7 separate regions of the Homo sapiens genome follow, and regions 1, 2, 4, 5, 6 and 7 are each linked to region 3. The links are chromatin contacts, found by Hi-C or POLR2A ChIA-PET in ENCODE. All regions are on one chromosome and are shown on one strand. Each heading gives the region's core, a stretch centred on a gene start or an enhancer-like site at or near the end of the contact. The rest is flanking DNA. Distances are from core to core; before and after follow the strand shown. Region 1 holds the start of ZNF91 (zinc finger protein 91). Region 2 holds the start of ZNF681 (zinc finger protein 681). Region 3 holds the start of ZNF43 (zinc finger protein 43). Region 4 holds the start of ZNF253 (zinc finger protein 253). Region 5 holds the start of ZNF675 (zinc finger protein 675). Region 6 overlaps LOC105372310 (a long non-coding RNA gene). Region 7 holds the start of ZNF682 (zinc finger protein 682).

Region 1 (3,132 bases), core at 605-3,104, 1.6 Mb before region 3:
GATTCTTTGAAGAGCAATTTAGAACTCACTGTATTTAACATTAAAATATATAAATGTTTTTTATCTACAAATATTAATATAAAACAGTTCAAAATTACTTCCTAGGGATTTCACTAAAAATTAGTTTGTTAAGGGTTAATGTAATTAATAAAAGACCACTAGATGTAAAAAAACTAATTCTTCAAAGAGAATGTTTAAGGCCAGGTGTTGTGGCTCACGCCTTGTAATCCCAACACTTTAGGAGGCCGAGATAGGCAGATCATTTTGAGCTTAGGAGATCGAGACCAGCCTGAGCAACATGGCAAATTCCAGTCACTACTTCAAATAAGGAAATAAACCGGGCATGATCGCGCACGCCTGTAATCCCAGCTACTCCAGAAGCTGAGGCTGGAGAATCGCTTGAATCTGGGAGGTGGAGGTTGCAGTGAGCTGAAATCATGCCACTGCACTTCAGCCTGGGTGACAGAACAAGCTTCTCTCTTGGAAATTAAAAGAAAATAGAGAGAGTATAAACAAAAGCAAAATATGCTTTTGATGAAGAAAGTTAGAAACATTTGTCTGCTTTGAAATTACTTAAAGGTTCCTTCAAATTGAAAAAGTAAAAATAATGTAGATTAAAATGAAATATAAAAAGTTAAACAATGGACCGGCATCATGGCTTACCCATGTAATCCCACTACTTTGGGAGGCTAAGGCAGGTGGATCACCTGAGGCCAGGAGTTCGAGACCAGCCTGGCCAACATGGTGAAACCGCATCTCTACTAAAAATACAAAAAATTAGTCAGGTGTGGTGGTGCACCTGTCATCCCAGCTACTCCAGAGGCTGAGGGAGGAGAATCCCTTGGACCTGAAAGGCAGAGGTTGCAGTGAGCCGAGATCGTGCCGCTGGACTTCAGCCTGGGCCACAGAGCAAGACTCAGTCTCAAAAAAAAAAAATTAAAAAATTATAAGAGATCATAAAATATGTATAAAAATCTAGAGAGGTCAAAAAAATTTTAATGTATTTTTATTTTTATTTTTTGCTGGGGTGCAGTGGCATGATCTCAACTCACTACAACCTCCGCCTCCCGGGTTCAGGCGATTCTCCTGCCTCAGCCTCCGGAGTAGCTGGGATTACAGACGTGTGCCACCATGCTCAGCTAATTTTTATATTTTATTTTTCATTTTTTTGAAATGGAATTTCACTCTTATTGTTCAGTCTGGAATGTATTGGCGCGATCTAGGCTTACTGCAACCTTGGCCTCCCGGGTTCTAGCAATTCTCCTGCCTCAGCCTCCCGAGTAGTTGGGATTACAGGCACGCACCACCATGCTCAATAATTTTGTATTTTTAGTAGAGATGGGGTTTCACCATGTTAGCCAGACTGGTCTCGGACTCCTGACCTCAGGAGATCCACCTGCCTCGGCCTCCCAAAGTGTTGGGATTACAGGTGTGAGCCACGGCGCCCGGCTGAGAGACTTACAATGTTTTATCAAATTAGCTTTATTATTGATAATACACAATAAAGTAAAAGTTGATTTTCTCTGGAACAAAAATTTTATGTATTATTAATATACATCAAATATTTTTGTTCACATTTTGAATACATTGAAAGAGAGCAAAGAAGAGAGAGGATTTTCCCATGCTCTGAGGTGGGCCTGGCTGAGCTGAGGAAGCCCTGCCTGAAAAGGCTGCAGCCTACGCTGTCACTCTTTCTTCATTCAGCCCAGTGTCTGATCACATCTTCTGTCACTCAGGGCCTGAGAAGGCGGGGCCTTAAACGTTATCTAATCAGGGACGCTGGGCTGGGAACTGTCCAATCAGGCACAAAGCTGGAGCGGACAGGGCGGCTTCCGGGATGTGGCTGGGCCTTTGTCTCTCGCTGCCGCCGGAGTTTCCAGGTCTCGACTTCACTGCTCTGTGTCCTCTGCTCCAGGAGGCCCAGCCTGTGTGGCCCTGTGACCTGCAGGTATTGGAGAGCCACAGCTAAGATGCCAGGAACCCCTGGAAGCCTAGAAATGGTGAGACTGCCAGGTGCGACGTCCCGAGAGAGGGAACGGGGCTCGTTGAAACCGGTGGGATGCGGCTGTGGCGAGCCTCAGGCCTTCCTTCAGTCAGCTCCACAATCCGTGCCCGGGTTCTCCTTGCCCAGCTCGGCCTCAGTCCCCTTCAGCGATAAGATGGCGGCTGCGTTGACAGGCGGGCTCCGGGCGTCCTGTCTCTTCCCTGCCCAGTGACTGTGTCCTGGCCTGGAGCCCTCTCTGGGCAGCTCTGCTCCCGCAGCGCCGCGTCTCTCCCAGATTGTGCAGGGATCACGGGAGGGTCGTCAGGGGAGAATCCTGACTGGAGGTGCTGGCTCATGAATAGGAAGCACTTTAGTCCGTGGGGTTCCCAGGGCCTCTTTTTTTCTATTAAAAATTTATGGGCGTCACCGCGAAAAGATTAAATAATTTAATCAAAGAGTGATTCAAACATTGTAGAGCACCCAGCTATGGTTTGTAATTTGTGGTCTATGAAAGGCCTTGAAGGAGATATTTTTATAAGGTTCATGGTAAAGAAAACCAAATTCAGTAATTTGCTAGGTACAGTTATGTAGGTTTTGTTTTGTTTTGTTTTTTGAAAAGGAGTTTTGCTCTCTCGCGCGGGCTGGAGTGCAGTGGCGTGATCTCGGCTCACCGCAACCTCTGCCTTCCGGGTTCAAGCGATTCTCCTGCCTCAGCCCTAGTAGCTGGGATTACAGGCGCCTGCCACCACACCAGGCCAATTTTTTTATTTTTCGGAGAGACGGGGTTTCACCTTGTTGGCCAGGCTGGTCTGGAACTCCTGACCTTAGGTGATCCACCCACCTTGGCCTCCGAAAGTGCTGGAATTACAGGCGTGAACCACCGCACCTGGCCTAGTTTCTTAATTTTTACAATCTAGGTGGAAATATCCTTCTTATGTAATCAGAGCTTAATTGGCAGTTTATAGTTGCTTAAGCCTAAATTTTGCTTCTGCCAATGTAGTAATTTACCAAAAAATGCTCTTGAGTTTAGATTTTTATTTTTAGAAGTAGAAATCCGAGGACTAGAGCCACCTCAATCTAATTGCCTGCCACTTAATTTTTCTCACACTCAAAAGGGGACGATTTTTCCCTGAATTTTTTACATGTGT
Region 2 (2,767 bases), core at 169-2,668, 1.9 Mb before region 3:
TTGAAATCCCATAAATAAGAAAACACAAAAACAGCCACTTTGAGGAGAGAGTGGAATGGAGGGGGTTAGGGGGCTCGCTTCACCTCCTGGCCCCATGTGGAGATAGGGATGGAGTCAAGGGAGACCCTGGGAAGTCATTTGTTCTGACTGGGTTTTCCCCCAGCTCCACACTTTGTTAACCATTTCCTGGGAAGAGCTTAGGAACCTCCTGTGCTCTAGTGAGTTAGGGCCTCCCCTCACAGGGTATTGGCAAGGAGAAATTCTGAGACTCTGTGACTGAGAAGCTAGCACAGTGCTTGACAAGTACCTATGGGAACTGTCGTCCTCTGTAACTATCATGTAGCCTTGGAGTGTTGAGATGGCCTGGCCTGGCCTGAGGCTTGGCAAAGCTGTTTGAGGGTCAGCTGCTTTAGGCTCCCACTTTCTCCTCAATCAAAGTGGCTGCTTTTGTGTCTGTTTATTTATGGTTTTAAAAACCTGATATATAGGCCGGGCGCGGTGGCTCACACCTGTAACCCCAGCACTTTGGGAGGCTGAGGCGGGCCAATCACGAGGTCAGGAGTTCAAGACCAGCCTGGCCAACATAGTGAAACCCCGTCTCTACTAAAAATGCAAAAATTAGCCGGGCATGGTGGCACGCACCTGTAGTCCCAGCTCCTCGGGAGGCTGAGGCAAGAGAATCACTTGAACCCAGGAGGCAGAGGTTGTTGTGATCTGAGATTGTGCCACTGCACTCCATCCTGGGCAACAGAGCGAGACTCCGTCTCAAAAAAAAAAAAAAAAAAACCTGATATATAAATAGAAAGTGCAGCTGGAGGTGCCGAGGCTCAGTGTCTAGGGCTGTGCTTCATGGGCTTCCTTGCTGGCATGTGGCCAGGTGAACTCTGGGTGTAAGGTGGCTCCTACCCTGGATCTACAATCCCCACCACCTCTCCCAGGCCTGAGTAACCAACACAACGCAGTGCTAAAGAGCGCGTGAGTGACGGGCATCAAGCCCATCCAGGAAGATTTGAATGCCATCTGGGCTGGGGGCTGTCGGGGTAGGGACTATGGCTGCCAGAAACCAGGACGGTCATAAAAGATGAAATATTAAAATAATTGTTATTATATATATTTTTATTTTTGAATAGCTATCTAGTATATTATTTGAAATGCATGTGACCTTACACAGAAGGTTAAAGGCAAATACCCTGTTGGGTGGGCCTGGCTTAGCTCAGGGAGGGAGCCCTGTCTGAAAACGCTGCAACTTACGTTGTTAGTCTTCATTCAGCAGAGCATCTGATCACATCTTCTGTCACTCAGGACCTGAGGGGTGGGGTTTTAATCATTATCCAGTCAGGGACGCTGGGCTGGGAACTGTCCAATCAGGCATGCAGCTGGAGCAGACAGGGCGGCTTCCGGGATTGGCGGGGCCTTTGTCTCTCCCTTCAGCCCGAGCTCCGGGTCTCGTCTTCACTGCTCTGTGTCCTCTTCTTCTAGAGGCCCAGCCTCTATGGCCCTCTGACCTGCAGGTATTGGCGATCCATAGCTAAGACGCCAGGTCCCCCGGAAACCTAGAAATGGTGAGAATGTCGGGTCCGACATCCCGAGAGAGGGGAAGGGGCTGTGGCGGGACTCAGACCTCGCCGCAGTCAGCTCCACAATTTGCGCCCTGAGTTCTCCTCGCCCAGGCGGCCTCAGTCCACTTGGACCATAAGATGGCGGCTGCGCTGACAGCCAGCCCCCCGGGCGTCCTTTCTCCTCCCTGCTCAGTGACTGTGTCCTGGCCTGCAGCTCTCTCTGGGTGGCTCTGCATCCGCAGCGCCGGGTCTCTCCCAGATTGTGCAGGGACCACGGGAGGGTCGTCAGGGGCGAATCCTGACGGGTGCCGGGTTCATGAATGGGAAGAGCTTTGGTCCGTGGCGTTCCTAGTCTCTCTTTCCTTTCATTAAAAATGTATGAGAGTCAAAAGGCCTGGCGCGGTGGCTCGCGCGTGTAATTCCAGCACTTTGGGAGGCCGAGACAGCCTCCCGAGTAGGTGTAATTACAGACATTTGCCACCACGCCCGGCTAAATTGTTTTCTTTTCATATGGCCATTAGAAAAATAGATGAAGCAGTCATGGTCCCTACAATCCAGGAGCTTTTAGTCTAGCAACTGGATAAATGGTTAAATTAAGCATCATATAATTGGTACAATAAATAGATGTGTGCAGAAAATTTGGGCTCTATTTGTGCCACTTTATATAATTGTGACTTGCGATGTCATCACCTGAAGGGATATTTATAGACAGAAGAATTATTTCTATTTCCATTTCTTTTACCTTGTTAATACATATTTATCTTTTAATAAAATTACCCTAGAAAACCTTTATAAATGTGTTCAAATTGCTTATTAGTATATGTCATATAATTGATAGGGCAGGGTCTAAGAAAGATTAAAATTATACAAACTCTGAGATTTAAGGATTTTTTTTTTAAGGTAAGTTTAGGAAAAACAGAACTGGAAATACCCCAGTGGCATAGAGAACAGAATTCTATATAGAGTCCACTCCCTGCCCCAGTTCTGCTCAGGTTCACCTTTTTGGAGGCCTTATTTAGGTCTGGCCCTACCCTTAAGTCTTGCCTCATAGAACTGATTTTTGGAGATCGGAGTTTTGGCTGGTGAATTCTGCTGCTAGGGCTGGTGCTTACAATTCCTGAAACACAAAAGCAGATAAATTAAAAAAATAAAGTATATATTTTATGGTTATAATTTTTTATTAAAACTAGTGCTTGCATTCTATCTAG
Region 3 (3,106 bases), core at 252-2,751:
TACTAAAAATACAAAAAATTAGCTGGTATTCATAGAAAATATAATTTTTAATTATCGAGTAATCTGAATAAATGAATATATCATAAAAAAATTAGCTGGGCATGGGGTCATGCACCTGTATCCCCAGCTACTTGGTAGGCTGAGTCAGGAGAATCGCTTGAACCTGGGAGGCGGAGGTTGCAGTGAGCCGAGATTGTGCCACTGCACTCCAGCCTGGTCGACAGAGCAAGACTCCGTCTCAAAAAAAAAAAAAAAAAAAAAAAAAAAGTAAGTGTAGGCAAATGTAGATGCAAATACACATCTGTTTACACAAATTCCTACTTTCAAAATCACAGAGAATGGTCACTTTTTAGCCTTTTTATGAATAAAATCCTGGATTCCATTTATTATTCCATTAGAACTTCTGTACCTATTTTGAAATTTGAGATTAAATTGTCTTTTGCTGAGTTTGCCCAGTTTATATTTCAAGTAATACTATATCATGGGAACACATTAGAGATTTTCTATATTTTTATGTTTTACATCAGTTTCTAAAACCTGGAAATTATCTTGTTTTGAATTTCTTATGAAAATGGAATACTATCCACTAAGAATATTCCATTAGCATACTGCAACTTAAAGTCAGGAGATCTAAACTTTTTCTGGTAACATTACCTATATTTAGTTTTTTAAAAAATGTTCTCTTTTTGTATATGCTTTTTAATTTGCTTTTAAAACATGTGCATAACATTTCCTTGAATTCTATTAATGGACCTCAATGCTTTAAAAAAATTTTTTGATAAAATAATTCAGTCTGAATGTGATGGTTCATGCCTATAATCCCAGTACTTTGGGAGGCTGACTTTGTAGGATTCATTGAGCCCAAGAGTTTGAGACCATTCTGGGCTATCTAGTGAGGCTTCATCTCTACAAATAAAAATATGATAACAAATTAGCTGAGCATGGGGCCACATGCCAGTGGTCCCAGCTACTCAGAAGGCTGAGACAGGTAAATTGCTCAAGCCTAGATTGCTGAGGCTGCAGTGAGCTGCAGTCATGACCCTGCACTCCAGCCTGGGTAACAGAGACTCCCTCTCAAGAATAAGAAAAACCCCACAGAGGATAAATAATAAAATATTCAATGTTTGTAATACTTCCTACTCAAAGGGCCAGAAGCCAGGAAGGTCATAAAAGCTGAAATTCAAAAACAATTGTTTTCATTTTTTAGTATCCATATAGTATATTACTTATAAGTGAAGATGACCTTATACACAAGGTTAAAGGCAAATACCCTCTGGGTTGGGCCTGCTCTGCTCAGGGAGGAAGCCCTGCCTGAAAAGGCGGCAGCCTAGGCTGTCATTCTTTCTTCTTTCAGCCCAGCGTCTGATCACATCTTTCATTCAGGGTTTGCGGGGGCAGGACCTTAGAAGTTATCCAATCAGGGACGCTGGGCTGGAAACCGTCCAATCAGGCACGGGGCAGGAGAGGACAGGGCGGCTTCCGGGATGTGGCGGGGCCTTTGTCTCTGGCTGCAGTTGGAGCTCTGCGTCTCGTCTTCGTTCTTCTGTGTCCTCTGCTGCTAGAGGTCCAGCCTCTGTGGCTCTGTGACCTGCGGGTATTGGGGGATCCACAGCTAAGACGCCAGGACCCCCCGGAAGCCTAGAAATGGTGAGAGTGCCGGTCCGACATCCCGAGAGGGGGAAGGGGCTGTGGCGTGACTCAGGCCTTCCCGCAGTCAGCTCCACAATCTGCGCGTGCCGGAGTTCTTGCCCAGCTCGGCCTCAATCCCCTTCAGCCATAAGATGGCGGCTGCTCTGGGAGGCAGCCCCGGGCGTCCTGTCTCTTCTCTGCGCAGTGACTGTGTCCCGGCCTGCAGCCCTCTGTGGGCAGCTCTGCAGCCGCAACGCGGCGTCTCTCCCAAATTGTGCAGGGGCCACAGGAGGGTCGTCAGGAGAGAATCCTGACTCGTGATGCAGTTTCATGAATAGGAAGAGCTTTGGTCCGTGGCATTTCTAGTCCCTCTTTTGGTCTATTAGAAACAGGAGAGTCGGCCGGGCGCGGTGGGTCACGCCTTTAATCCCAGCACTTTGGGAGGTCGAGGTGGGTGGATGACGAGGTGAGGAGTTCGAGAGCAGCCTGGCTAATATGGTGAACCCCGTCTATACTAAAAATACAAAAATTAGCTGGGCGTGGTGGCGCGCGCCTGTAATCGCAGCTACTAGGGAGGCTGAGACAGGAAAATCGCTTGAACCCAGGAGGCGGAGGATGCAGTGAGCCGAGATCGCGCCATTGCACTCCAGCCTGGGCCACAGAGTGAAACTCCCTCTGGAAAAAAAAAAAAAAAAAAACTAAACTAGATTTTCCTTTATTTCTGACATTCCCAAATGCCACCTTCTTCTCCGCAATTCACGTTATCAACTATTTTTTCTTTTTTTTCTTTTTTTTTTTTTTTTTGAGATGGACTTTCGCTTTTGCTGCCCAGGCTGGAGTGCAATGGTGCTATCTCGGCTCCCTGCAACCTCCGTCTCCCGGATTCAAGCGATTTTCTTGCCTCAGCCTCCTTAGTAGCTGGGATTACAGGTGCCTGCCACCACACCCAGCTAATTTTTTTTGTATTTTTAGTAAAGACGGGATTTCACTATATTGGCCAGGTGGTCTCGAACTCCTGAGCTCAGATGATCCACCCGCCTCAGCCTCCCAAAGTGCTAGGATTACAGCACTTAAAAATAGCCACCGAGCCGGGCTATTTTTTTTTTTTTTTTAGTGTACATTTTAGATACAGAGATACGTTTTAGATAAAGATATTTTAGATATCTGTATATTTTTGATACAGATATTTTAATTATTTTTTGAAAAATCATTGGATGGACTTAAATAAATTTTCCTTTCTTCTTTCCTTCTTCTTTCTTTCCTTCCTTCCTTCCTTCCTTCCATCTTTCCATCCTTGCTTCCATCCTTCCTCTCGCTTTGTTTCCCAGGCTGGAGTGCAATGGTGCAATCTCAGCTCATTGCAACCTCCCGGGTTCAACCGATTCTCCTGCCTCAGCCTCCCGAGTAGCTGGAATTACAGGCACCTGCCACCGTGCCTGGTTAATTTTTTTGTATTTTTAGTTGAGACAGGGTTTCA
Region 4 (2,901 bases), core at 377-2,876, 2.0 Mb after region 3:
GCGTGTAGATCAAGCTACGTGAAAGGATGAGGTAGGAGAGAATTGCTTGAGCCAGGGAGGTTGAGGCTAAATAAGGCTGCATCACTCCACAGCACTCTAGCCTGGGCAATAAGTGACACTCTGTCTCCAAAAATAAAATAAAATAAAAGATTTAGTAAAAACAAAATATGGTACATAAATATCATGGAATACTCTCTGGCCATTTAAAAATAAATGATCATGTCCTTTGCAATAACATCAATAAAGCTGTAGACCATTATTTCAGAAAACTAATGCAGAAACAGAAAACCAGACATTCGCCATCACACCCAGCTAATTTTTGTACTTTTAGTAGAGATGGGGTTTCCCCATTTTGGCCAGGCTGGTCTTCAACTCCTGACCTCAAGTGATCCATCCACCTCGACCTCCTGAAGTGTTGTTATTACAGGCGTGAGCCACCGCGCCCGGCCCCATAAATTTTTAATAGGAGAAAAGGGAAACTGTGAACCCTGACAGATATAATAGATTCCTCTTCAAGGGCCTAACTTTCTTGTTCCTTGTTCTTAGGACCAACTTTTTTGTACCTCTTTGTACCTAGACACCCGCTCCGTAAACAACCCAAACCGCCTGTTCCAATCTGCGACCCGAACCCCTTCCTTATTTGGAAAGTAGCCAATCGGGTCAGCCTAGATTGTGAGGTCAGACCCCGGCCAATGGGGGAAGGACACAGAGGCAATAACGGCGTTTAGGGTTAAAAACCCCTTTCAAACTGGGAGGCCGAGGCGGGCGGATCAACTGAGTTCGGGAGTTCAAAACCAGCCTGACCAACATGGTGAAACGGCATGTCTACTAAAAATACAAAATCAGCCGGGTGTGGTGACGCATGCCTGTAACCCCAGCTACTCGGGAGGCTGAGGCAGGAGAATCACTTGAACCCGGGAGACGGAGGTTGCAGTGAGCCGAGATCGCGCCATTGTACTTTAGCCTGGGCCACAAGAGCAAAACTCCGCCTCAAAAAAAAAAAAAACCTTCCTTCCTTTCTTCTGTGTGCTCTTGCGATCAGGTCGGACGCGAGCAGCACTCTTCTTCAGAAGTAAATATGCCTTCCTGTGAAATTTTCTAAGTGCTGGGTAGTTTTTTGTTTTGTGTTGTTTTGCGGCACCAAGCGCTTGTTTCTAACAACCTCACGGACCAAAGCTCTTCCCATTCATGAACCCGCAGGGAACCGAGTCAGGATTCTCCCCTGACGACCCTCCCGTGGTCCTTGCATGATCTGGGAGAGACGCGGTGCTGCGGGTGCAGAGCTGCTGAAAGAGGGCTCCAGGCCAGGGCACAATCACTGTGCCGGGCCCCGGATGTCACCGCAGCCGCCATCTTATGGCTGAAGGGGACTGAGGCCGAGCTGGGCAGGGAGAACTCCGGCGGCAGATTGTGGAGCTGACTGTGAGGAAGCAGAGTCCCGCCAGAGCCACTTCCCACCGTTCCAAACAGCCTCTCCCCTCTCTCGGGACGTTGGACCCGGCACTCACCATTTCTAGGCTTCCAGGGGTCCCGGGGTTTAGCTGTGGCTCTCCCAATACTTGCAGGTCACACGGCCACAGAGGACGGGCCTCTATAAGCACAGGACACAGAACACTGAGGATAAACCTGGAGCTCCCGCTGCAGCGAGAAACAAAGGCCCCCAGAAACCATGTGGTTCGCTCCAGCTGCGTGCCTGATTGGACGGTTTCCGGCCCAGCGTCCCTCATTGGATAATGCCTAAGGCCCCGCCTCCCCAGCCGCTGAGTGACAGATGTGATCAGATACTGGGCTGAGTGAAGAAAGAGTGACAGCCTAGGCTGCAGCCTTTTCTTTCTTTCTTTCTTTCTTTCTTTCTTTCTTTCTTTCTTTCTTTCTTTCTTTCTTTCTTTCTTTCTTTCTTTCTTTCTTTCTTTCTTTCTTTCTTTCTTTCTTTCTTTCCTTTCTTTCTTTCTTTCTTTTTCTTTCTTTCTTTCTTTCTTTCTTTTCTTTCTTTTTTCCCCCCACCGAGACGGAGTTTCCCTCTTGTTGCCCAGGCTAGAGTGCAATGGCACGATGTTGGCTCACCGCAACCTGCACCTCCCGGGTTCAAGCGATTCTCCTACCTCAGCCTCCCATGTAGCTGGGATTACAGGCATGCCTCACCACGCCCGTCTAATTTTTTGTACTTTTAGTAGAGACAGGGTTTCTCCGTGTTGGTCAGGCTGGTCTCGAGCTCCCGATCTCAGGTGATCCGCCCGCCTCGGCCTCCCAAAGTGCTGGGATTACAAGCGTGAGCCACCGCGCCTAGCCTAGCTGGAGCCTTTTCAAACGGCTTCCTCCCTGAGCTGAGCATCCCATCCCAGAGCATGGGAAAATTCTATCTCATATTCTCTCTCTTTTTGAATGTATTCAAAAGGTGAACAGAAGTACTTTGCTGTCATATTAATAATACATGAAATGTTTGTTCAAGAGAAAGTCAACTTTTACTTTGGTAATAGTGTATTATCAATACTAAAGCTAATTTTAATAAGACCTTGTAAAGCCAGGTGCGGTGGCTCAGGCCTGTAATCCCAGTACTTTGGGAGGCTGAGGAGGGCAGATCACTGGGTCAGGAAATCGAGACCATCCTGGCTAACACGGTGAAACTCTGTCTCTACTAAAAATACAAAAAATTACCCGGGCGTGGTGGCATGCACCTGTGGTCCCAGCTACTCAGGAGGCTGAGGCAGGAGAATGGCTTGAACCCAGGAGGCAGAGGTTGCGGTGAGCCAAGATCGCACCACTGCACTCAAGCCTGGGTGACAAAGTGAGACTGCGTCTCCAAAAATGAATAAATACATAAATAAAACCTTGTAAATAAACAAAATTTGTCATTTTTGACCTCTCGAGATTTACATATATAATTTGTAATCTCCTGTAATT
Region 5 (3,064 bases), core at 17-2,516, 1.9 Mb before region 3:
CCCTGTGGGTAGCGCCAATGCAAGAAAAAAGACTCACATTACCTTTATTCTTGACTTAAAGTCTTATGTCTTGTAAGAGAATATTGAATAATGCAAAAATACATGTAGACATGTCTGCGTGTGATTGGTGCTTATACTCACACAGTTCACCACACCACAGGAGAAAACAGATAACCACAGGCTGACCGTTAGGGCCAAGGCCAAATAGCAAAATAAGTTTGCCTTTAATCTATTTTCTCCATATCTAAACATTGGAGGTTAAGACTGTGGACAGATCTGAAGATACAGAGTTTTCTTGTTTTGTGGCTTCATCATTCTTTGTTCACTGTCTGATGTTTGGAATTAAGGTGAGCAACAGGTGGGCAGCAGTAGTTAATAAAATAACCAGAGGTAACCACAGGTCGACCTGTGGTTATTTTATTCTATCTGTCCTCTGTTCTTTCTATGGTCACTAACTGTTTTTTCCTTGGAATTGAAGAGAGATGTTGGTAGAGAGAGGCTGTCCCCTCACCTCTGGCAAAAAAGGGATGTTCAGGCTCTTCTTCACCCCCCTGACATCAGAGCTGCATTTTAATGTGGCAGCTATTGGCCACGTGTGGCTACTGGGTGCCTGGAATGTGGCTGGTCTGAATTGCAATGTGTTAGGTAAAATAGAGTTATTTTCAAAGATTTAGTTCCATATATGTGTGTGTGTGTGTGTGTGTGTGTGTGTGTGTGTATACACATATATACATATATATGTGTATTTCATCAATAATTTCATATTGCTCTCATACTAAAATGATAGTACTTTGGATATATTGGGTTAGATTGTTACAATCAATTCCACTTGTTTTTTTCTTTTTAAAGTTTGACTACTAGAAAATTTAAAATTCACATGTGGCTCACATTTTATTTGAGGATTGCCTCTTTTTAAAATTCTCAGGCTGCCTACTCAAAGGACCAGAAGCCAGGAAGGTCATAAAGTCTGAAATTCTAAAATAATTATTATTATATTATTTTTCTTTGTGAGTAGCCATATATCATTTATAAATGTATATGACCTTATACACAAGGTTAAATACAAATACCCTATGGGATGGGCCTGGCTCAGCTAAAAGAGGAAGCCCCGGCTGAAAAGGCTGCAGCGCAGGCTATCAGTCTTCACTCAGCCCAGTGTCTGATCACATCTTCTGTCACTCAGGGCCTGAAGGGTCAGGACCTTAAACGTTGTCCAATCAGGCACGCTGGGCTGGGAACCGTCCAATCAGGCACGCAGCTGGAGCAGACAAGATGGCTTCCGGGATTTGGCGGCGCCTTTGTCTCTCGCTGCAGCCGGAGCTCCAGGTCTCGCTTTCATTGCTCTGTGTCCTCTGCTCCTAGAGGTCCAGCCTCTGTGGGCCTGTGACCTGCAGAAATTGAGAGATCCACAGCTAAGACTCCAGGACCCCCTGGAAGCCTAGAAATGGTGAGAGTTACGGGTGCGACATCCCGAGAGGGGGAAGGGGCTGGTTGGAACCCGTGGGAAATGGCTATGGCGGGACTCAGGCCTCCCCGCAGTCAGCTCCACAATCTGCACCCCGAGTTCTCCTTCCCCAGCTCGGCTCAGTCCCCTGCAGCCATAAGATGGCGGCGCGCTGACAGCCAGCCCCGGGGCATCCCGTCTCTTCTCTGCCTAGTGACTGTGCCCTGGCCTGTAGCCCTCTCTGGGCAGCTCTGTACCCGCAGCGCCGCATTTCTCTCAGATTGTGCAGGGACCACAGGAGGGCCGTCACCGGAGAATCCTGACTCAGGGTGCGGGTTCATTAATGGGAAGAGTTTTGGTCCGTGGGGTTCCCAGTTCCTGTTTTCTCCTATTAAAATTTTATGGGAGGGCCGGGCGCGGTGGCTCAGGTCAGTAATACCAGCACTTTGGGAGACCGAGGTGGGTGGATCACCTGAGGTCAGGAGTTCAAGACCAGCCTGACCAACATGGTGAAACCCCGTTTCTACTAAAAATACAAAATTAGCCGGGCGTGGTGGCACATGCCTGTAATCCCAGATACTCAGAAGGCTGAGGCAGGAGAACCGCTTGAACCCGGGAGGTGGCGGTTGCAGTGAGCCGAGATGACGCCATTGCACTCCAGCCTGGTTAACAAGACCGAAACTCCGTCTTAAAAAATATATAAATAAATAAGTTAAATAAATAAATAAATTATGGGGATCACCACAAAAATATTGGAGAATTTAATCAAAGAGTGATTCAAAAATTGTGGAGCATTCAGCTGTGGTTTGGAGCTTGTGACTTTATGAGAGCAGCTTGAAGGAAAGACTTTTAAAGGTACATGATGAAGAAAACCAAATTAAATAATTGGTTAGGTACAGTTCATAGTTACTTGACTTGTACAATTAAGGTGGACATTTCCTGGTTATGTAATCAGAGGTTAATTGGCAGTTTATGATTGGTTAAGCCTAAATTTTTGTTTCCCTCAATTCAGTAATTTGCAAAAAAATGCATTTGAGTTAGAGTTTTTAAAAAATAGGAACCCAGGGACTAGAGTAACCTCCGTCTAATTGCCTGCTACTTAGTTATTTTCACACTCCACAGGAGACTGATTTTCCCCTGCATTTTTCACAGTTCTCTCAAGCTGGGTCTCAAGCCTACCCCTCATCCCATTCCTCCAGACTAACTATGACTTGCAGTAAAATACTAAATTTCCAGTTTCTTCTCACATTCTCAAATGCCAGCTTCCCCTTTCTAATTCACATTATCAACTATTTGTCTTTTATTGTACACTTTAGATACTGTATTTTAACTAAGCATTTTTTGACATTGAATGGCACTTAAAAAAATCGTTTTCTGTTTGAAAATATTTTTTATGAGAAGAAAAAGAAGAACAATTCCCTGATACTGTATTGTAAAAAATCTTTTCGCCTCATTTTTAAAAATCTTCTCTAGGCACAGAGATAGTATCAGAATATTTTTGGGTCAAGGTTTCCCTTTGGAAACTTTATGGGTGATGTGGCCTCAGCCACCTTCAGTTTTTTCTGGTCCTGGGCTTCAGTAGTTTCTGTGAATAAACCAATATATCTACCATGGCTATGT
Region 6 (2,996 bases), core at 330-2,829, 1.6 Mb after region 3:
TCCAGTCAGCAAAGGAGACGCTGAGGGGATCTCCCAGAGTGGATGGTGTTTCCTTACTGCTTATAAGATAATGTGTCAAGATAGGGGCTGGTTGCATCCTATGAAATGCAGGGAAATAATTCATTTTACCAAAGGCTAAGCCTAAAATACTAGAATTTGCAACCCCTACCACTAAAAATGAGGCTCAGAAATTTATTGGCTTGTTTGGATTCTGGAGACATCATATTCCCCACTTGGGTAACATGTTACAACCTCTGCATGCAGCCACCAGAAAACGCTATGACTTTGGGGAGAGAAAGAGATCATGGCTTCCGAACAAGATAAACAAGCAGTGCAACTGGCCCTGGATCTATGACCCATTTGGGATGGTCCCGTAGAACTGCAAGTAACTGTCCTAGATCAACATGCTAATTGGAGCCTTAGGCAGAAACAAGATGGGAAGAGGTACATTTCTGGTTTTGGACCCAGAAACTGCCAGAGGCCAGCAAAGCTTATAACCCTTTCGAGGAGCAATTGTTAGCTTGCTATTGGGCTTTGCTGGAAACGAAACACCTCTGCTTCAACCATGATGTCTTTATGAGGCTTGAAATTCCTATTATGACTTGGGTCATGAGTTCCCCCGAAACTCACCAGATAGGGCACGCCAAGGGGGAGAACTGGGGGAGTTTCCATTCCGGGATTTGGGACGTCCCCAAGTTTCCAGCCTTGGGCTCCAGAGTCAGACACCGCACTCTCCAGGCTGGAAGATTCTCCACCAGGCCAGGAAGCAACAGCATGGGTTCCAGAGTGGGACACCCGCACTCACCAGACTATGAAGGACTCACCACCAGACCAAGAAGCAACAGCCTGAGCTCCAGAGTCAGACACCACCCTCATCAGACTGTGGAGGATTCACCACCAGACAGGGAAGCAACAGCCTGGGCTCCAGAGTTGGCCACTCGTCCGTGCACAGACGAGGAGAGGTCTCATGAAGCTTCGGTGCAGTCTGGGACCACAGCTCTTTAGTAACGAGTTGTTTGGCATAAAGCCCAGTCACAGGGCTCTTCAGGACAGGGCTTAAGGAACACAAAAAGGTCAGCTTGTTTTTGTGATTGTCTATTGTTTTTCAACAATAGTAGCTGTAATCCCAGCTACTCAGGAGGCTGAGGCAGGAAAATCGGGTGAGCGAGACCCCGCCACTGCACTCCAGCCTGGGTGACAAAGCGAGACTCCGTCTCAAAAAAAAAAAAAAAAACATTAGCTTTAGTATTGATAATACACTACTAACAAAGTAAACGTTGATTTTCTCTTGAACAAAAATTTTATGTATTATTAATATGCCAGCAAAATACTTCTGTTCACCTTTTGAATACATTCAAAAGGAGAGTGAGTACAAAAGAGAATTTTCTCATGCTCTGGGGGGGGCCTGGGTCAGCTCAGGAAGGAAGCCCTGCCTGTAAAGGCTGCAGCTTAGGCTGTCTCTCTTCACTTAGCCCAGCATCTGATCACATCTTCTGTCACTCAGGGCCTGAGGGGCGGGACCTAAAGCATTATCCAATCAGAGACGCTGGGCTGGAAACCGTCCAATCAGGCACGCAGCTGGAGCGACGAGGACGGCTTTCCGCTTTTGGCGCGGCCTTTGTCTCTAGCTGCAGCCGGCGTTTCAGGTCTCGTCTTCACTGGTCTGTGTCCTATTCTCCTGGAGGCCCAGCCTCTGTGGCCCTGTGACCTGCAGGTATTGGGAGATCCACAGCTAAAACCCCAGGACACCCTGGAAGCATAGAAATGGTGAGAGTGCCCGGCCGACATCCCGAGACAGGAAGAGGGGCAGGGTGGAACTGGTGGGAAGTGACTGTGGCGGGACTCAGGCCTCTTCGCAGTCAGCTCCACAATGTGCGCCCCAAGTTCTCCTTGCCCAGGTTGGCCTCAGCCCCCTTCAGCCTTAAGATGGCGACTGCGCTGACAGCCGGGCCGCCAGGCCTCCTGTCTCTTCCTCTCGCAGTGACTGTGCCATGGCCTGGAGCCCTTTCTAGGCAGCTCTGCAGCGGCAGCGCCGCGTTTCTCCCAGATTTTGCAGGGACCATGGGAGGGTCGTCAGGGGAGAATCCTGACTCGGGATGTGGGTTCATGAATGGGAAGAGCTTTGGTCCGTGGGGTTCACAGTTTCTCTTTTCTGTTATTAAAAATGTGTGGAATCCGGGAGGTGGAGCTTGCATTGAGCCGAGATTGCACCACCACTCCAGCCTGGGCGACAGAGGGAGACTCCGTCTCAAAGAAAAAAAAAAAGTATGGTGCCAGGTACGAAATGCCAGTAATCCCAACACTTTGGGAGGCTGAGAAGGGCTGATCACTTGAGGTCAGGAGTTGAAGACCAGCCTGGGCAAAATGGGGAAACCCCATCTCTACAAAGAAAATAGAAAAATTAGCTGAGTGTGATGGCGAATGTCTCTAGTCCCAGCTACTCGGGAGGCAGAGGAGAGAGAATCGCTTGAACCCAGGAGGCGGAGGCTGCAGTGAGCTGATATCACACCACTGCATTCCAGCCTGGGTGACAGAGCAAGACTTTGTCCTTTTTTTTTTTTTTTTTTTTTTTGAGACGGAGTCTCGCTGTCGCCCAGGCTGGAGTACAGTGGCGCGATCTCGGCCCACTGCAGGCTCCGCCCCCTGGGGTTCACGCCATTCTCCTGCCTCAGCTTCCCGAGTAGCTGGGACTACAGGCGCCCGCCACCTTGCCTGGCTAATTTTTTGTATTTTTAGTAGAGACGGGGTTTCACTGTGTTAACCAGGATGGTCTCCATCTCCTGACCTCGTGATCCGCCCGCCTTGGCCTCCCAAAGTGCTGGGATTACAGGCGTGAACCACCGCGCCCGGCCTAAGACTTTGTCTAAAAAAATAAATAAATACATAAATTATGGGAGTCACCGCAAAAATATCAAATAATTTAATCAGTCATTCAAGAGCACCCAGCTATAGTTTGTAGTTTGCGGTCCATGGGAGGGGCTTGAAGGAAACATTGA
Region 7 (2,903 bases), core at 385-2,884, 1.8 Mb after region 3:
AAGTTAGCGGGCGTGGTGGCAAGCGCCTGTAATCCCACCTACTTGGGAGGCTGAGGCAGGAGAATCGCTTGAACCCGGGAGGCGGAGGTTGCAGTGAGCCGAGACCGCACCATTGAACTCCAGGATGGGCAAAAAGAGCAAAACTCTATCTCAAAAAAAAAAAAGAAAAAGCTGTTGGTGAAAAGCAGTAGTTTGGGTACTTGGCTACACACTGTAATCACCCTGAGAGCTTTAAACCATATTGTTGCCCAGATCCAACTCCAAGGATTCTAATTTAATTGGTCTGTTGCAACTTGGGCTTCAGGGATTTTAAGTTTACATCCTGCCCCGCCCCTCCAGTCATTCTCCACACCCCCCGCCGCCACCACCACCCTCCCCACGAAGTCTCACTCTGCAATGGCGCGATCTCGACTCACTGCAACCTCCGCCTCCCACGTTCAAGCCATTCTCCTGCCTCAGCCTCCCGAGTAGCTGGGATTACAGGCGTGTGCCACCATGCCCGGCTAATTTTTGTATTTTTAGTAGAGATGGGGGTTTCACCATGTTGGCCAGGCTGGTCTCGAACTCCTGACCTCAGGTGATACGCCCGTCTCGGCCTCCCAAAATGCTGAGATTATAGGCGTGAACCACCGCTCCCAACCCCGCAGGTGATTTTTATTTGCCAGGGGTAAGAAGCACTGGATCTGATGAAGAATGCATTAGCTGTGAGTGATTTTCATGTATGCTGCCGGGATTTGCCCCATGGCAACTCTGGAGACTGGGGTTTTAGAAAACATCCTTGCCCTGTTAAAAATTAGAAGATGACTTCAAGACATACTCAGCTGCTTGGCTAAATTGCAGAAAGAGAAAATGCCTTCTTCAGAGATCTTTTTTTTTTTAAACTTGGTTTCACTCTGTCACCCCGGCTGTAGTGCAATGGTGTGATCGTGGCTCACTGCAGTCTTGGTCTCCCAGGGTCAAGTGATCCTCCCGCCTCAGCCTTCTGAGTAGCTAGGACTGCAGGCGTGCACCACCAGACTTGGCTAAATTTTTAATTATTTTTTGTAGAGATGGGATCATCGCTATGTTGCCCGGGCTGGTCTTAAAACTCCTGGCCTCAAGTGATGCTCCCGCCTCAGCCTCCCTAGTTGCTAGAACTACAGGCACAGGCTACCACGCCTGGTTTCTTTTTTAAAATGTGGCTACTAGAAAATGTAAAATTCATATGTGCTTCACAGTTTATTTCTTAGAGAATTGCCTCCCTTGCGACATCTTAGGCTGCCTGCTCAAAAGACTGGAGGCTAGGAAAATGATGAAATCTGAGATTTTAAAATAATTGTCATTATATTGTTTCCATTTGTGAATAACATATGTATACTATTCACAAATAAAGATAACTTTATATACAAAGTTAAATGCAAATGTTCCCCAGGAAGGGCCAGTTTCCAATTCAGGAAGGAAGCGCGCCAGAAAAGGGTTCAGGAAAAACCTGTAACTCTTGCCTTATTCAACACATTCTCAGATCACGCCTCCTGTCACTCATGACCTGAGGGGGCGGGGCATGGAACTGTATCCAATCATGGGCGCTAGAGTGGGAACTGTCCAATCAGGTGCGCAGCCAAGGTAGAGGGGGCGGTGTCCTGGAGCTGGCGGGGCCTTTGTCTCGCTCCAGCCAGAGCTCAGGGTCCATCTTCATTGCTTAGTATCCTCTGCTCTAGTAGTTCCCGGTGACTGTCGCAGCCTCTGTTGCCCTCTGACTTGCAGATGCTGTGAGATCCAGAGCTAAGACTCCACGACATCCCGGAAGCCGAAAAATGGTGAGTGTGCCAGGCCGCGCATCCCGAGGTGGGGGCAGGGCTGGTTGAAACCGGCCGGAACCGGCAGTGACGGGACTGGGGCCTCCCAGCTGTCAGCTCCGGAGTCTGCGGACTGGAGTCCCCGGCAGGCACAGCTCGGCCGTCGATCACCTCCGGGCACAGGATGCGAGGTGGGCCAGCAGCCGGGACCCTGGGCGGGCATCCCGTTCCGTTCTCCCGCTTCCCGCCCGGAGCCCACCCTGGGAAGAGCCGCGCGCGTTCTTGCGTCTGCCCCGACTGCGGGGACAATGGAAGCGTCCTCAGGGCAGAGTCCAGACCCCGTGTGTGGTTTGTGCGTGGGAAGTGCTGTGATCCCGGGGGTCCTCAGTCTTTTCCTTCTCCTGTTTAAAAACTATGGGAGTCACCTTTAAAATGTTGAAAACTTATTGAAGTTAACAGTGATTTATGCTCAGAGAGCACCCAGCCACGGTTTGTGGTTGGGGGTCCAGCCGAAGAGCTTGAAGGAAAGTTTTTTATAAAGTGCAGGATGAAGCAAACCGAATTCAGTAACTGACTCGTTCCAGTTATGTAGTCATCTTATTTAGACTATTCAGGTTGTCATTGCCTGGTTATGTAATCAGAAGTTAATTGAAGGTTTGTGGTTGCTTAAATCTGAAAAATCTGAATTTTGTTTCCCCCTAAGGTAGCAATTTACAAGAAATGTATTTGCCTTTGATTTTTTTTTTTTTTAATGTAGGAACTCAGGGTACTAGAGCCACCTCAGTCTAACTGCCTGCTATTTATTTAACACTCCACAGAAGTGGTTTTCTCTTGGATTTTCCAAATGTGTGACAAACAGAATCTCAAAGCTACCACTCTGTTGCCCCAGCCTAACTCTGACTTGCAGTTGAATTTTAAATTTTCAGTTCTTTCCTGACATTCTTCAACACCAACTTCCCCTCTCTAATTCACAACATTATCAACTATTAGTCCTTTTTTGTACATTTCAGACACAGTATTTTGATTGATCATTATTTCAAAGAGCAGCGGATGGCACTTTTTAGAAAAAGAATTGTTTTTCATTTGCAAACATTTTACAGGAGATGAAAGCAGAGAATAATCCCAACA

Evidence for each region. Hi-C counts contacts between places; a loop is a spot of excess contacts on that map. ChIA-PET counts read pairs that join two places held with the same protein, here RNA polymerase II (POLR2A). Pooled maps may share reads with other maps.
Region 1: a map of CD8-positive, alpha-beta T cell shows a loop between it and region 3 (4-fold over the local background). The contact joins the promoter of ZNF91 here to the promoter of ZNF43 in region 3. A Hi-C loop is called at or near these places in 3 of 168 maps with a recorded cell type or tissue (CD8-positive, alpha-beta T cell and naive thymus-derived CD4-positive, alpha-beta T cell), 1 of 37 single-sample maps with no recorded cell type and 16 of 50 pooled maps. POLR2A ChIA-PET finds 5 or more read pairs at or near these places in 5 of 52 experiments (B cell, CD4-positive, alpha-beta T cell, activated B cell and 2 more).
Region 2: a pooled map shows a loop between it and region 3 (11-fold over the local background). The contact joins the promoter of ZNF681 here to the promoter of ZNF43 in region 3. A Hi-C loop is called at or near these places in 2 of 37 single-sample maps with no recorded cell type and 11 of 50 pooled maps. POLR2A ChIA-PET finds 5 or more read pairs at or near these places in 4 of 52 experiments (CD4-positive, alpha-beta T cell, CD8-positive, alpha-beta memory T cell, activated naive CD8-positive, alpha-beta T cell and 1 more).
Region 4: a pooled map shows a loop between it and region 3 (6-fold over the local background). The contact joins the promoter of ZNF253 here to the promoter of ZNF43 in region 3. A Hi-C loop is called at or near these places in 2 of 37 single-sample maps with no recorded cell type and 5 of 50 pooled maps.
Region 5: a map of naive thymus-derived CD4-positive, alpha-beta T cell shows a loop between it and region 3 (4-fold over the local background). The contact joins the promoter of ZNF675 here to the promoter of ZNF43 in region 3. A Hi-C loop is called at or near these places in 1 of 168 maps with a recorded cell type or tissue (naive thymus-derived CD4-positive, alpha-beta T cell), 2 of 37 single-sample maps with no recorded cell type and 7 of 50 pooled maps. POLR2A ChIA-PET finds 5 or more read pairs at or near these places in 2 of 52 experiments (T-cell and activated CD4-positive, alpha-beta T cell).
Region 6: a map of naive thymus-derived CD4-positive, alpha-beta T cell shows a loop between it and region 3 (8-fold over the local background). The contact joins the enhancer-like site here to the promoter of ZNF43 in region 3. A Hi-C loop is called at or near these places in 1 of 168 maps with a recorded cell type or tissue (naive thymus-derived CD4-positive, alpha-beta T cell) and 7 of 50 pooled maps. POLR2A ChIA-PET finds 5 or more read pairs at or near these places in 1 of 52 experiments (AG04449).
Region 7: a loop to region 3 is called in a map of CD4-positive, alpha-beta T cell, with 3 times the contacts of the local background. The contact joins the promoter of ZNF682 here to the promoter of ZNF43 in region 3. A Hi-C loop is called at or near these places in 1 of 168 maps with a recorded cell type or tissue (CD4-positive, alpha-beta T cell), 1 of 37 single-sample maps with no recorded cell type and 5 of 50 pooled maps. POLR2A ChIA-PET finds 5 or more read pairs at or near these places in 2 of 52 experiments (activated CD4-positive, alpha-beta memory T cell and naive thymus-derived CD4-positive, alpha-beta T cell).

What each region holds. Positions count from the first base shown.
Region 1 is chr19:23,394,193-23,397,324 of GRCh38, reverse strand. ZNF91 (zinc finger protein 91) reads left to right here and starts at 1,854. Exons shown (of 4, transcript NM_003430.4): 1 at 1,854-2,000. The coding sequence starts at 1,971. RefSeq lists an enhancer at 1,584-2,452.
Region 2 is chr19:23,757,542-23,760,308 of GRCh38, reverse strand. It overlaps ZNF681 (zinc finger protein 681), which reads left to right and starts at 1,418. Exons shown (of 4, transcript NM_138286.3): 1 at 1,418-1,562. The coding sequence starts at 1,560. It also overlaps a transcript of RPSA2 not described here. RefSeq lists an enhancer at 1,220-1,738.
Region 3 is chr19:21,834,577-21,837,682 of GRCh38, reverse strand. ZNF43 (zinc finger protein 43) reads left to right here and starts at 1,501. Exons shown (of 4, transcript NM_003423.4): 1 at 1,501-1,647. The coding sequence starts at 1,645. RefSeq lists enhancers at 464-1,436, 1,548-1,707, 1,728-1,777, 1,818-1,907, 1,437-2,410.
Region 4 is chr19:19,864,607-19,867,507 of GRCh38, reverse strand. ZNF253 (zinc finger protein 253) reads right to left here and starts at 1,626. Exons shown (of 4, transcript NM_021047.3): 1 at 1,509-1,626. The coding sequence starts at 1,511. It overlaps LOC124904664 (a long non-coding RNA gene), which reads left to right. Exons shown (of 4, transcript XR_007067169.1): 1 at 1-1,072. RefSeq lists an enhancer at 1,166-1,595.
Region 5 is chr19:23,685,414-23,688,477 of GRCh38, reverse strand. ZNF675 (zinc finger protein 675) reads left to right here and starts at 1,266. Exons shown (of 4, transcript NM_138330.3): 1 at 1,266-1,447. The coding sequence starts at 1,445. RefSeq lists enhancers at 999-1,048, 1,339-1,728, 1,860-2,830.
Region 6 is chr19:20,237,059-20,240,054 of GRCh38, reverse strand. LOC105372310 (a long non-coding RNA gene) reads left to right here. Exons shown (of 7, transcript XR_007067164.1): 3 at 265-1,073; 4 at 1,505-1,767. Among named protein-coding and RNA genes, the nearest start is that of ZNF486, 71 kb to the right of the region's middle. RefSeq lists enhancers at 830-1,348, 1,860-2,370. Within about 2 kb of position 1,579, at least 17 of the 41 ENCODE cell types and tissues checked have a DNase peak (open chromatin) inside an H3K27ac peak, as active enhancers do.
Region 7 is chr19:20,038,236-20,041,138 of GRCh38, reverse strand. It overlaps ZNF682 (zinc finger protein 682), which reads left to right and starts at 1,634. Exons shown (of 4, transcript NM_033196.3): 1 at 1,634-1,796. The coding sequence starts at 1,794. RefSeq lists an enhancer at 1,288-1,864.